Regions from separate parts of the Mus musculus genome. Here region 1 is linked to region 2. A link is a loop called in an ENCODE intact Hi-C map of the cell type or tissue named here. Cell type or tissue: heart. All regions are shown on one strand. Each heading gives the region's core, and the rest is flanking DNA. Links, peaks and the distances in the headings are about the cores only.

Region 1 (5,771 bases), core at 342-5,341, 110 kb before region 2:
TGAGCCATCTTGCCAGCCCCAGATTTAAAAAAAAAAAAGATGTGTTTGTTTGTTCGTTTGTTTGTTTATTTAAAGACTTATTTATTATATGTAAGTACACTGTAGCTGTCTTCAGACACTCCAGAAGAAGGAGTCAGATCTCATTACAGGTGGTTGTGAGCCACCATGTGGTTGCTGGGATTTGAACTCAGGACCTTTGGAAGAGCAGTGGGTGCTCTTACCCACAGAGCCATCTCTCCAGCCCCTAAAGATTTATATTTTATTGTTATTATCTTTGGTTTGTTTGAGACATGGTCTCACTATGTAGCTCAGGCTGTCCTGGAACTCATTATGTAGACCAGGCTGGCTTAGAACATACAGAAATCCACCTGTCTCTGCTTCTTGAGTTCTGGGATTAAAGGTGTGCACTACCATACCCTATTTTTTGTTGTTGTTGTTTGTTTTTATTTTTATCTTTTTTATGCTTTTGATGGCTGTCATATTTGCTTGTCTATTTACCATGTGTGAGTCTGGTGCCCAAGGAGTCCAGAAGGGGGCATCTGATCCCATGGAGCTGGAATTAGACCTTTGTGAGCCACAGTGTAGGTGGTGGCAACTGAACTGGGATCCACAAGAAGAGTAAGCAGTGCTCTTTTTTTTTTTTTTTAAAGATTTATTATTATATCTAAGTACACTGTAGCTGTCTTCAGACACACCAGAAGAGGGCATCAGATCTCATTACAGATGGTTGTGAGCCACCATGTGGCTGCTGGGATTTGAACTCAGTCAGTGCTCTTAACCTCTGAGCCATCTCTCCAAACTGTAAGCAGTGCTCTTAAGTGAGCCATCTCTCTAGCTCCATGACTTATTTCATTTTTAGTCACCTGTGTATGGGCACGCCCACGTGAAAGCTAGAGGGATGCAGTCACCTGGGACTGGGAGCTGTGAGCTTCCCCTGTGTGGGAGCTGGGGATTGAATTTGGGTCTTCTGGTAGAGTGGTCAGTGATAACCACTGAGCCATCTCTCTAGTCTGGACAGAGTGTTAATCAAATCACACATGTGCAATTAAGCGTAACAGAGACTGGGTCTTGAAGTTGAGAGAGAACGTACATCTCCCCGGTCTGGTGAGGAGAGAGTTCAGTCTGAAGGCTGGCCAGTTCACTGAGCACAAACCCGAGAGAAAACTTATCTGAGAATGGAGCTTAGTTAGGTGGGAGATGCTGGCCACTGGTCAAGCTGCAGCTTTGCTTTGGAGATATAAACACTGGATTTGTGTCCTGACACTGCAGGAGAAAAAAGGGGTAGCAGTGGCAAATAACAGAAGAATGCCCATGAATGTTGAAAATAGCGGTGTAACTGGGCTGGTGAGATGGCTCAGCGGGTAAGAGCACTGACTGCTCTTCCAAAGGTCCTGAGTTCAAATCCCAGCGGCCACATGGTGGCTCACAACCACCCTTAATATGAGATCTGACGTCTTCTTCTGGTGTGTCTGAAGTCAGCTACAGTGTACTTATGTATAATAATAAATAAGTCTTAAAAAGAACGGTGTTAGCAGAACTGAACAGACAAGATACAGCTTGGTGGGCAATGTGTAAGAGTAAGACGTAGGCAGGGCAAAACCATTAGGACCCTATATGTCACATAGAGGGTTTTCTCTCTATCCTAAGAATGCAGAAAGCATGAACAACTACAATCACAGGCTGTGGGGCTGGAGGGATGGCTCAGTGGTTAAGAGTACTGGCTGTTCTTCCAGAGGTCCTGAGTTCAATTCCCAGGACTCCACGTGGCAGCTCACAACTATCTGTAATGGGTCTGATGCTGTCTTTTGGTGTGCAGAGAAATATATGTAAATACATCTTTACAATCACAGGCTGTGAGCAAATTTCTATTTCAGAATGACCCCACTGGGCTGGGAAGATGGCTCTGTAATGTGCCTGTTCCTCATTGATTCTGGAGTTCATCAATTTGGCTAGATTGACTGGTGAGGGAGCTCCCGGGATCCACCCCACATCAAGTGCGAAGATCACAGACACATGCTGCTCTGCCTGGCTTTTATACTGTGCTGGGGATCCAAACTTAAGTCCTGATACTTGTGAGAGTCCCTGTCTGAAAAACAAAAGGGGTATAGGGAGCTGGGTGGTGATGGCACATTCCTTCATTCCCAGCACAGACATGATTCTGAATTCAAGGCCAGCCTGGTCTACAGAATGAGTTCCAGGACAGCCAGGGCCACACAGAGAAACCCTGTCTAGAAAGAAAGAAAGAAAGAAAGGAAGGAAGGAAGGAAGGAAGGAAGGAAGAAAGAAAGAAAGAAAGAAAGAAAGAAAGAAAGAAAGAAAGAGAGATGGAGGGGCCTAGAGAGCTAGCTCAGCAGATAACGGCTTGTTCTGCTCTTGCAGAGGGTCAGAACTCAGCTCTCAACACCCATGTCCAGGGACTTGGGGCAGCTAATAATTAGGTCTAGGGGATCTGATGCCCTTTCTCGGATTCTGCACACACATGTGCATACACATACATTTTTTTTAAGTGATGGAGATTATGACAGCGATTCTGATTTACATCTCCTGTACATCTATCTGTAGGTGTTACATTAGCAATGGCACAAAAACGTTGAAGGAACTCTTCCCCGTCACTGAAACCAATTCCGACTCAGCAAAGTTGCCCCCATGATTGATGATTTGATCAGGTTTTGCTTTTTCACTGTTCTCTTTCATCAACAGAGGAAAATATTAGTAAAAATTCTTGTTACAATTGCAGTCCTTGGTCACTTGTCATCATTTTGGGAAGGGCTGGGAATGAGGTCTGGTGATGGAACTGTTGCTTAGCACGTGCCACGTCTTGGATTCTATCCTCAACATGACATACACTATGACAACAATCAGTGGAAGGATGTATTTGGCCATCAGTCGTACAGAATTGGCTATTGTATATCTTCATTTCTTGGAATTGTGTATATCCATTCTTCATTTCAAATTCATGATGAGATTATGCTAACTATATACACACTCTTGTCTTCTCAAAGATCCAGTTGTTTTGGCACGGAAGAGCACACTGCAGGCTCTACAACCCATTTTCATGTAGTCATTCCACAGTTCATCGGATGCTAGGAAAGAGGATGCAGATGTAATGAAATGACTTGGCCAAGGTCACACACTCCAGGCAGCATGGACAGGACAAGACCCCCAGACAGTGCCAAGGTCCACGACCCTCTCCCAGGTCCAGACCCGGGTCCCGAGGCCTGCACTGCTCTACACAGGACGGTGGACAGGGCCCGGGCGCCCAGGAAGTGAAAAAGCAGGGGTCGGTGCCGGAGACCACGGAGGCCCCAGATGCAGCAGACGGCCAATAGCTACCAGGGCCAAGAGAAACGTCAGGCAGAGTGGAGTCCGACGCTTGCGCACCCTGGGGAAAGGGGGCGGGCCCTGGACAGGAAGTGACGTCTAGGGGCGGTCCTCGGCGGCAGCGCGCGGCCTGGGCTCGCGCTGGGCTCCGCGCGCCCCCCCCCCCCCGCCCCCTCTATGAGGCAGAGGCCGCGGCGGCCGTTAGCGCTGTCGCTCCGGGGGCCGCGGCGGGCGGGGCTCCGGCGGGGCCCGGCCTAGTCCCCACCCAGCCCGGCTCCTAGCCGCCCGCCCTCCCTCCCTTCGCCACCCCGATGCAGGGGGCCGAGCTCCGGGACGGCGAGGCGGCGGCGGCGGCCGCTTCGTACCGGGTCCTGAGCCGCCTCCTCGGCTATGGAGAGGCCGCCCCCGAGCCAGGCCCGCCGCCGCCGCCGCCGCCCCCGGGCCACAGCCATGGCCCGTCGCCGCCACCACCCTTCCTCGCGCGGCCCGGCTCGCGGGGCGCCCGGCCGCCTCAGCTGATGGTGTTCCGCAACGTGGGGCGGCCGCCGGAGGAGGAGGACGCGGAGGCGGCCCGGGAGCCGGGACCCTCGGAACTGCTGTGTCCCCGGCACCGCTGCGCGCTGGATCCCAAGGCCCTCCCGCCGGGCTTGGCGCTCGAGCGGACCTGGGGTCCCGTGGCTGGACTAGAGGCGCAGCTGGCGGCCCTGGGGCTCGGACAGCCGGCGGGGCCGGGGATCAAGACTGCCGGCGGAGGCTGCTGTCCGTGCCCGTGTCCCCCGCAGCCGCCGCCGCCGCAACCCCCGCCGCCTGCTGCCGCCCCGCAGGCCGGGGAGGACCCGACGGAGACGAGCGACGCGCTGCTGGTCCTGGAGGGCTTGGAATCGGAGGCCGAGAGCCTGGAGACTAACAGCTGCTCGGAAGAGGAGCTCAGCAGCCCCGGCCGTGGAGGAGGAGGAGTGGGTGGCCGGCTGCTTCTGCAGCCTCCGGGTCCCGAACTACCCCCGGTGCCCTTTCCGCTGCAGGACTTGGTCCCTCCAGGGCGCTTGAGCCGAGGGGAGCAGCAGCAGCAGCAACCTCCCCCACCGCCGCCGCCTCCCGGGCCCCTCCGGCCTCTCGCAGGCCCTTCTCGGAAGGGCTCCTTCAAAATCCGCCTCAGTCGCCTGTTTCGCACGAAGAGCTGTAACGGCGGCTCGGGCGGCGGGGATGGGACCGGCAAGAGGCCTTCGGGAGATCTGGCAGCTTCAGCTGCGAGCCTGACCGACATGGGAGGCTCAGCGGTCCGGGAGCTGGATACGGGGAGGTGAGATTGGCTTGGGGGTTGGGGGTGGGCAAGCGACAAAGTTCCATTTCTTGTTTCGTTTCCCTCGTTTTCCCCTACTGCCAACACGATACTGTTAGAGCTGAGCTGTGGACTTCAGGAGGAGGCAGACACTTGGGATTAAAGGTGGTGACATCTCGCATTAGGTCAGAGCTAATTGTGGAAACAGCTTTCAACTCTCGGAGAGTTCACACTCTGTGACACTTCTCAGTGGGTTAGCGTCTCTTGCTGGGGATGATCTGAAGCCCGGCCTCACCTTCCATCCCTGTTCCGGCCCCACTTTTTAAGCACCCCTCCCATGTCTGTTATTACTACCATTGCTGAAGGTTGCTGGAAATGTGTGGCCTTGGGGCCGAAAAGCTGGTGTCAATCACCTGCCTGTTATTATCTTGATCGTCTTGCTTGTTCTCTCAGTGCACCAGCCTTCACTCTCTTCGCAAGTACAAGCATGCAAATAGCCCGAGGAGTCTGGCCAGCAATTAGCTGGGCAGCTCCCTTAATATTCTGGTTGTTCCTGGATATTTGCTGTCTAAAGCCTGTGTGCTGACCACTTTCTGAATGGCGTTGTGCTGACTCTCTCACTTTCACACGGAGGTGAGAGGTCTAGGTGAGGTATACACAGTGACTTCTAGTCCAATTAATGGCAATTCCAAACTTAAATGGTGAGTTGTTCCCCTGAATTTCTAAGAAGTGGCTAGACTTTTACTGTCGGGACATAGTTCTGTAGTGTCAGTTTGGAAAGCTGTCAGCTTTTGCAGCCATGAATGAGTCTTACCTTGTGGTATAACATTGTGAGTTGTAGTTCTGAATCTGTTTTAAACTTGAATTGGTGGCTTTTGTTTTGTTTTGTTAGACAAGGTTTTTATTATGTTGATCAGGCTTGCTTTTAATTCACTGTGTAGCAGACTGGTCTGGATCTCTTGCTCTTTCTTCCTACCTCCTCCCAAGGACCAGGCCTGCTGCCACTGTGCCTGATTGGAATTGGTCTTGGTATGGTTTCTGTGATGTAGTCTTGAAACATACAGACAGTGACAGACCAAGGGCAAAGAGCAGATAAATTGATAACTTTGTTGAGCACTAGAATCTTGGAGGGTAGGGGGATGTTGAAAGATAAGTATATCTGGGCCCAATT
Region 2 (5,771 bases), core at 262-5,261:
AATGTGTGGGACCCTTCTGACCTCCTTCAGCTGACCCCAGCTCTCTTTGCCATTGTTCATCCCAGAAGACAGTGTTGCAGCTCCCAAAACCCCCTGGGGCATCAATATTATCAAGAAGAACAAGAAGGCCGCCCCGAGGGCATTTGGAATCCGGTTGGAGGAGTGCCAGCCTGCCACCGAGAACCAGGTGGGTCCCCACAGTGCTCGAAGCAGGCAGCACCTAGGAGACCTGGGTAGGGGACCAGAGCTGTGAGGATGTAGCGGCTGCCCGTTCCTCATGTACACAGCCAGGTGGCTGCCGAACTGAGGTCCGCCCTGGTTTGCACCTTCTGAGTCGGTGGCTCATATTAGTTCTGACCCTTAGATGGAGGCCGTAAAGACTTCATCTCCTCGGGTGTCCTGGTAGCAGCTCTGGTCTTAATTCTCTACCACTTAGCCTCCTACCCCAGCCATCTCCCTAATCCCTCTCCCATGTCTGTGCTCCTAGCGTGTCCCCCTGATCGTTGCTGCCTGCTGCCGTATTGTGGAGGCCCGGGGGCTGGAATCAACTGGCATTTACCGGGTACCTGGCAACAACGCAGTGGTGTCTAGCCTGCAGGAGCAGCTCAACCGTGGGCCAAGTGACATCAACCTGCAGGATGAGGTGGGTGTGGCTCGGCTGCTGGTGGAGTCCAGGAACTGCCTGGTTGTACTCACCATGTTCTACTCTGCTTGTCACTGGGCCAGAGTGTCCAGGTGGCAGGAGAAAGCCTGCCTGCCCAGTCAGCAGGCCCAGTGGGCACCTCCCCAAGGATGGCCCAAAAAGAAATGGAGCCCTGGCCTGCTGGGTACTGAGACAGAGGCAGCTGTTTTGTTTTGTTTTGTTTTGTTTTGTTTTGTTTTGTTTTGTTTTGTTTTGTTTTGTTTTGTTTTGTTTGAGAGGGTCCTCTATGTAGCCCAGGCCTCTGCCTTCCAAGAGCTGGGATTATAGATATGTGCAGTGGCAAGGCAGCTGTCCTCCCTGGCTAGGTGACAGTTTTGCATGAGCACTTAGGACGGCCCAGTTCTCTCAGCTAAAATCAAATACAAATACGGGCAGAGAGAGGGCTGAACACTTGCTGGGAATTGAACTTCCAAGAGAGCCAGCTAGTGAGCATTTTTTTAGGCCTCCTGCTGCTCTTCCTGCCTCCCCCGCTCTCCTCTGCATCCTCATCCTGCCCACCCTCTCTCCTTTCTACAGTCCTTTAGCACCAGGCAAAATGGGCTGCATTCCATGGGCCGCTGAGGTTCAAAGATCCCTGGCCTGGTGGAAGAGGGTGCGCCTTGCTTTCAAGGTGGCCGGCCACCAGTGTGTAGCCTGGAAAGAGAGGCTGAAGCTGAGAGCAGACTGTAGCTGCTGACACACTGCACCAAAGAGTGGGTAGTATGCCTGGCAGTTTTCAAATGATTCCTGGAGTCTTAGGTTCCCAGAGGGGCTTTGAAGAGGCCACACTCAAGTCAAGACCCCTTCCTTTGCTGGATGGAGGGCCACCCTGCTCTGCTCTGAACTTTTCACATCTATTCGTTTATTTGCTGGGGGCTCCACACAGACTTTGTGTATGCTGTGGTGCACGTGTGGAAGTTGGTTCTTTCTTTCCATCATGTGCGTCCCGGGAGCAAACTCGGCTTTGGGCTTGGCACAAGCACCTTTACCTGAGCGCCTCTCTCACTAGCCCACCTTGGATTTTTTTTTAAGATTTATTTATTATTATTCATTAGTACACTGTAGCTGTCTTCAGACACACCAGAAGAAGGTGTCAGATCTCATTACGGATGGTTGTGAGCCACCATGTGGTTGCTGGGATTTGAACTCAGGACCTTCGGAAGAGCAGTCAGTGCTCTTAACTGCTGAGCCATCTCGCCAGCCCCACCTTGGATTTTTGTGTTAAGATTTTATTTGACCAAAGGGGCTCTAATGCAAAGGGCTTTACAGGGGAAAGCCACGAATCTGGCTAGTGAAGCACCACAGACCCCAGGACCTGCCATTAAGCACTTGTGTATAAGAGGAGGGAGGGATTGCTGAGGGATGGAGCAGAGGCAGCCTCCAGAGTTCCTGAGGGTATAGGAGAGCAGGTGGGAGAGTTGGCAGGGAATGACAGCGTTGTTTGAGACTCGTGGAAGGGTTTGAGGGTTGGAAAAAGGTGGATACACTTTTTGTGTTTGGGGGTGGGGATGTAAGACCCAGGGGGAGTGATGGGTTTCTAAAGCTTTTGACCTTGAACCAGAGGACTGTGAGGAACTTTTGGCAGATCTGGGGGGAGCACTGCCGAGGGTAGGGTGTGAGCGAGAGCGATGCTGAGGTTTTGTGGAGAACTGAGAGTGCAAGCCCGGGAGCAGAGGGGGAGGAAAGAAGCCCAGAGATGCTGGGGTCACTAATGGTCAGGATAACAGAGGGCCCTGGGTAAGTGGAGGCCGGGAGAGGGAGGAAGGACAGGCAGAGAGACCAGAGGGAGGACTGGTATCTGTGTGAGGAACAGGTTGGCTTGAGGAGAAGCTGAAGGAGATGAGTCAGATTGTGGCCCTACTGCATTTGGGATGATGGCACATCACCTATGTGGGTTGACAGTATCCTCAGGCCCTGACTAAGTGAGGTCATGTGACAGCCTGGGACCAAGGGAAAAGGCAGACTGAGACCAGCTTGGAAGGGCAGAAAGACAGAGCTCTTAGGAAGCTGGTGTGGGAGCAGACCCTATCAGAGAAGACCAGACAGAGGCCGTGCTCAGAGGGAGAGGAGAGGTGCTCAGCCCTCAGGGAGGAACTGAGAGGGACCTGTAGGAACCGCCTCCGACCGGGTCAGCATTCAGTGAAACACATCAGCTCGCCTTAGCCAGGAAGAAGAGAGGCCAGAGTTGGAGGGGTGGCTGGCCTGACCAGGCTCAGTGTGCTGGCTGCAGCTTAGTAGCGGGTATCACTCGCACAGATGTTTTAATCAGTGCTTTGGTGAACTGTGGGACGTGAGTACTGTGTATGCGCCCATGGAGAGGGTGATGTTGGGCACTCTGGCACAGAGCTGAGGCTCTTTGTGATGAGTCTGTGTCTCCTACACCTGTGTCTCTGCTGACTTGTTTCCTTGCTCTCTGGGCAGTTCTGAGACAGGAACTCAGAACTAGAGCATAAGCCTAGCACCTAGCTACGGCATGTAGGGTGTTGGTGCCCCCTGGTGGACAGAGTGAACTGTCTCTTCCCGTAATTATTAGAGCAGATTCTCTTCCCTAGCTCAGTGACCATTTGAGGCAAATTAATCATGCATTGAGGTGTGCGTGTGGTAGTGTAGTGGAGGAAATTTAGCGCCATCCCTGGCCATATCCTCCCACGTATGTGGTGCTCCCTCAGCCCAGATGGGAAAGCCAAAATAGCCCGCCTGGAGACTCCGAGCAGGTAAAAGTGTTTGCCAAGCAAACCTGATGGTGAGCTGACACTAACTCAGCACCCACGGAGGAAAGAGGGGACTGACTCTGAGACTATGTCCTCCGACCTCCCCACATGCACAGGTCCCAAACGCCCTGATAATAAAGAAGGGCAGAGAGAGGGTTCACTGAGCAGGTCCCAGGACCCATGGTCATGCCGAATGGGTATGGTAGCTCACCTGTAGTTCCTGTCTTCAGAAGGTGGGGACAGGATCCCCAGAGCAAACTGGCTAAGGAGAGTAGCCACCGTGGTGTGCTCTGGGTTTGATGGAGACACCCTGCCATATTGAATAAGGTGGAGGAATGGTAGAGAATGATCAGGCCGAGCATGTACACTCCGATCCTCATGCTCACATGTATACACACACATGAAAATGGGAGACCCTTGGGGGACAAAAATCACCCCACACTTAGCTCATTTGGATCCCGGCCCCTCAGAAGGCAGTCTCCTGGGAGATAATGAAGAAGCGTCGGGAAGAATGTCAGAGTGTGATACAGATGACGCCGTGGTGGGATTCATGGGTGGCCGCTTGGACTTTGGCAGTGAGGCAGGGTGAGGAGGCGTTCCTGTGCAGGGCAGGGCTAGAGAGTTCCACTAGGGGACAGCATGTGCACAGGGCCTGGGACAGGAAGGAGTTGGCACGCAAGCCCTGTGCTGTGGACCCTTGGGCTTTGTGTGATGTGGCTGCTCAGAGGATCACTCCTAGCTGGGGAGAGTCAGGAGGAGGTGCTGGGCCTGGTACTTACAGATACACTGGAGATGTCCAGGCATACTTATGTGGGGTAGCTGTACTGATGTCTGTTCCCCACCCTTGGGCCCTCTTGCTTCTTGTGGGGGCAGTATTGAGCCCACTGAGCTGTCTGTAGTCAAGTATGTGTTCTGACAGGCATGGAGGCCTGGGGACTTGGTGGCCTGGCTGGTCCTAGAGCGTGTATGGACATGGGAATGTGGGCCCCTGGGATCCTGTCTGTGTCCTGACGTCTTCGTTCCTCCTTAGCGCTGGCAGGACCTCAATGTCATCAGCAGCCTGCTCAAGGCTTTCTTCCGCAAGCTGCCGGAGCCTCTTTTCACTGATGGTGAGTAGTGGGTGGCGTTGGGAGGGGCATCCTATCCACTCCCTTCCCCACCATTCCTGGCCACACACACTCTCTCTATTTGGGTTGTTGGTTTTAATTTTACAAGTATTTATTTTATAAGTAATTTTTATTATATTTAAAACACCAAAGATATTTGTGTATGTGAAATACCAAGCCTGCCCATCTGTCCATCAGTCCTGACTCCATCCTCCCTTGCTGAGGTCATGACCATGCTCCGAACAGTCTCTGTAGCCTAGCACTGCCCCCTGTAACAGTCCCTGAGCAGGGACTGTTATCAAACTCCTTCGTGGGCCGAGACACGGACTCAGAGGGGTAAAGTGACTTGCTAAGGTCACCCAGACTGTGTGCGGCACAGCCACATTCCACCTCAGACTTCCACAGAAACCCGTCTCAAGCCCATTATTATCAGTTTGAGCAAGTGTAGCAGCGCATGCCTCCAATCCCAGCACTCAAGAGGCTGCGGCAGGAGGATGATGTTTTTGAGGCCAGCCTGGGCTACGTAGAGAGCTATAAAACAAAAGTCTGTTTCAAAATCGAAATTACAAGTAGTGTATAGTAGCTATACCTTTAGCCTCAGTACTCGGAAGGCAGAGGCAGACGGATCTCTGTGAGTTCGAGGCCAGCCTGGTCTACACAGAGAGTTTCAGGATAGCCAGGGCTACACAGAGAAACCCTGTCTCAAAATTCAACACAGAACAAAAATCATGCACAGACAAAGCAGTTCTGTCAACCTGTTGTGTTTCTTTCCTGACCTTCCCACTGTGAGGCTATGGGTGAGACACCCAGACCAACCCAGGGCGGAGTGACGGTTGGAGCTTAGTGATGCGCTGATGAATGTTGACAACTGGCCCTGCGGGAGAAAAAAGTCCCAGGGTGTTACATTTTCCAGTTTCTGTGGTGTGAATACTCTCACTGTGACGTACTTCAAGCCACTGGCATGGTATTCCCAACACAGACAGGAGAGAGATCTCCATTGTGTCTGCACAGCCAGTATGAGCAGGTCGCAGCTTCCCTGCTGAGAGAAATACAGTCAGAAAAAGCCATGCTTTCCAGATGGCTTCTCTACTGATGGGAATTTAGATGGGCTAAAACTGGGCGGTGCCCCTCCTTGAATCTGCCCTTACAAGCCTGGACCTGTGCTGGAGGCTTAGGTGTGGAGCGGTAGGTCAGTCTCCTATAAGGGCTGGTGTGGCTTTCACAAGGAGGAGGCCGAATTCATATTCACACAAGCAAGTGTGCAAGTATGTC

What was found. Hi-C counts contacts between places; a loop is a spot of excess contacts. Peaks named below come from ENCODE experiments on the same cell type or tissue, not always from the same donor. Only the 100,000 strongest peaks of a DNase experiment are listed, where the experiment ranks them.
Region 1: a loop joins it to region 2, with 4 times the contacts of the local background. A loop is called at or near these places in 15 of 42 quality-filtered maps.

Annotation. Positions count from the first base shown.
Region 1 is chr11:97,358,803-97,364,573 of GRCm38, forward strand. It overlaps Socs7 (suppressor of cytokine signaling 7), which reads left to right and starts at 3,490. Exons shown (of 10, transcript NM_138657.4): 1 at 3,490-4,621. The coding sequence starts at 3,633. In heart, for the core only: no CTCF peak of the experiment used is centred there; DNase peaks (open chromatin) are centred at 3,369, 4,579 and 4,839; H3K4me3 peaks cover 2,364 bases; H3K27ac peaks cover 2,252 bases.
Region 2 is chr11:97,465,945-97,471,715 of GRCm38, forward strand. Arhgap23 (Rho GTPase activating protein 23) reads left to right here. Exons shown (of 19, transcript NM_021493.2): 10 at 66-187; 11 at 488-643; 12 at 4,424-4,502. Among named protein-coding and RNA genes, the nearest start is that of Arhgap23, 19 kb to the left of the region's middle. In heart, for the core only: a CTCF peak has its summit at 3,178 (motif pointing left); DNase peaks (open chromatin) are centred at 2,877 and 3,087; H3K27ac peaks cover 1,147 bases.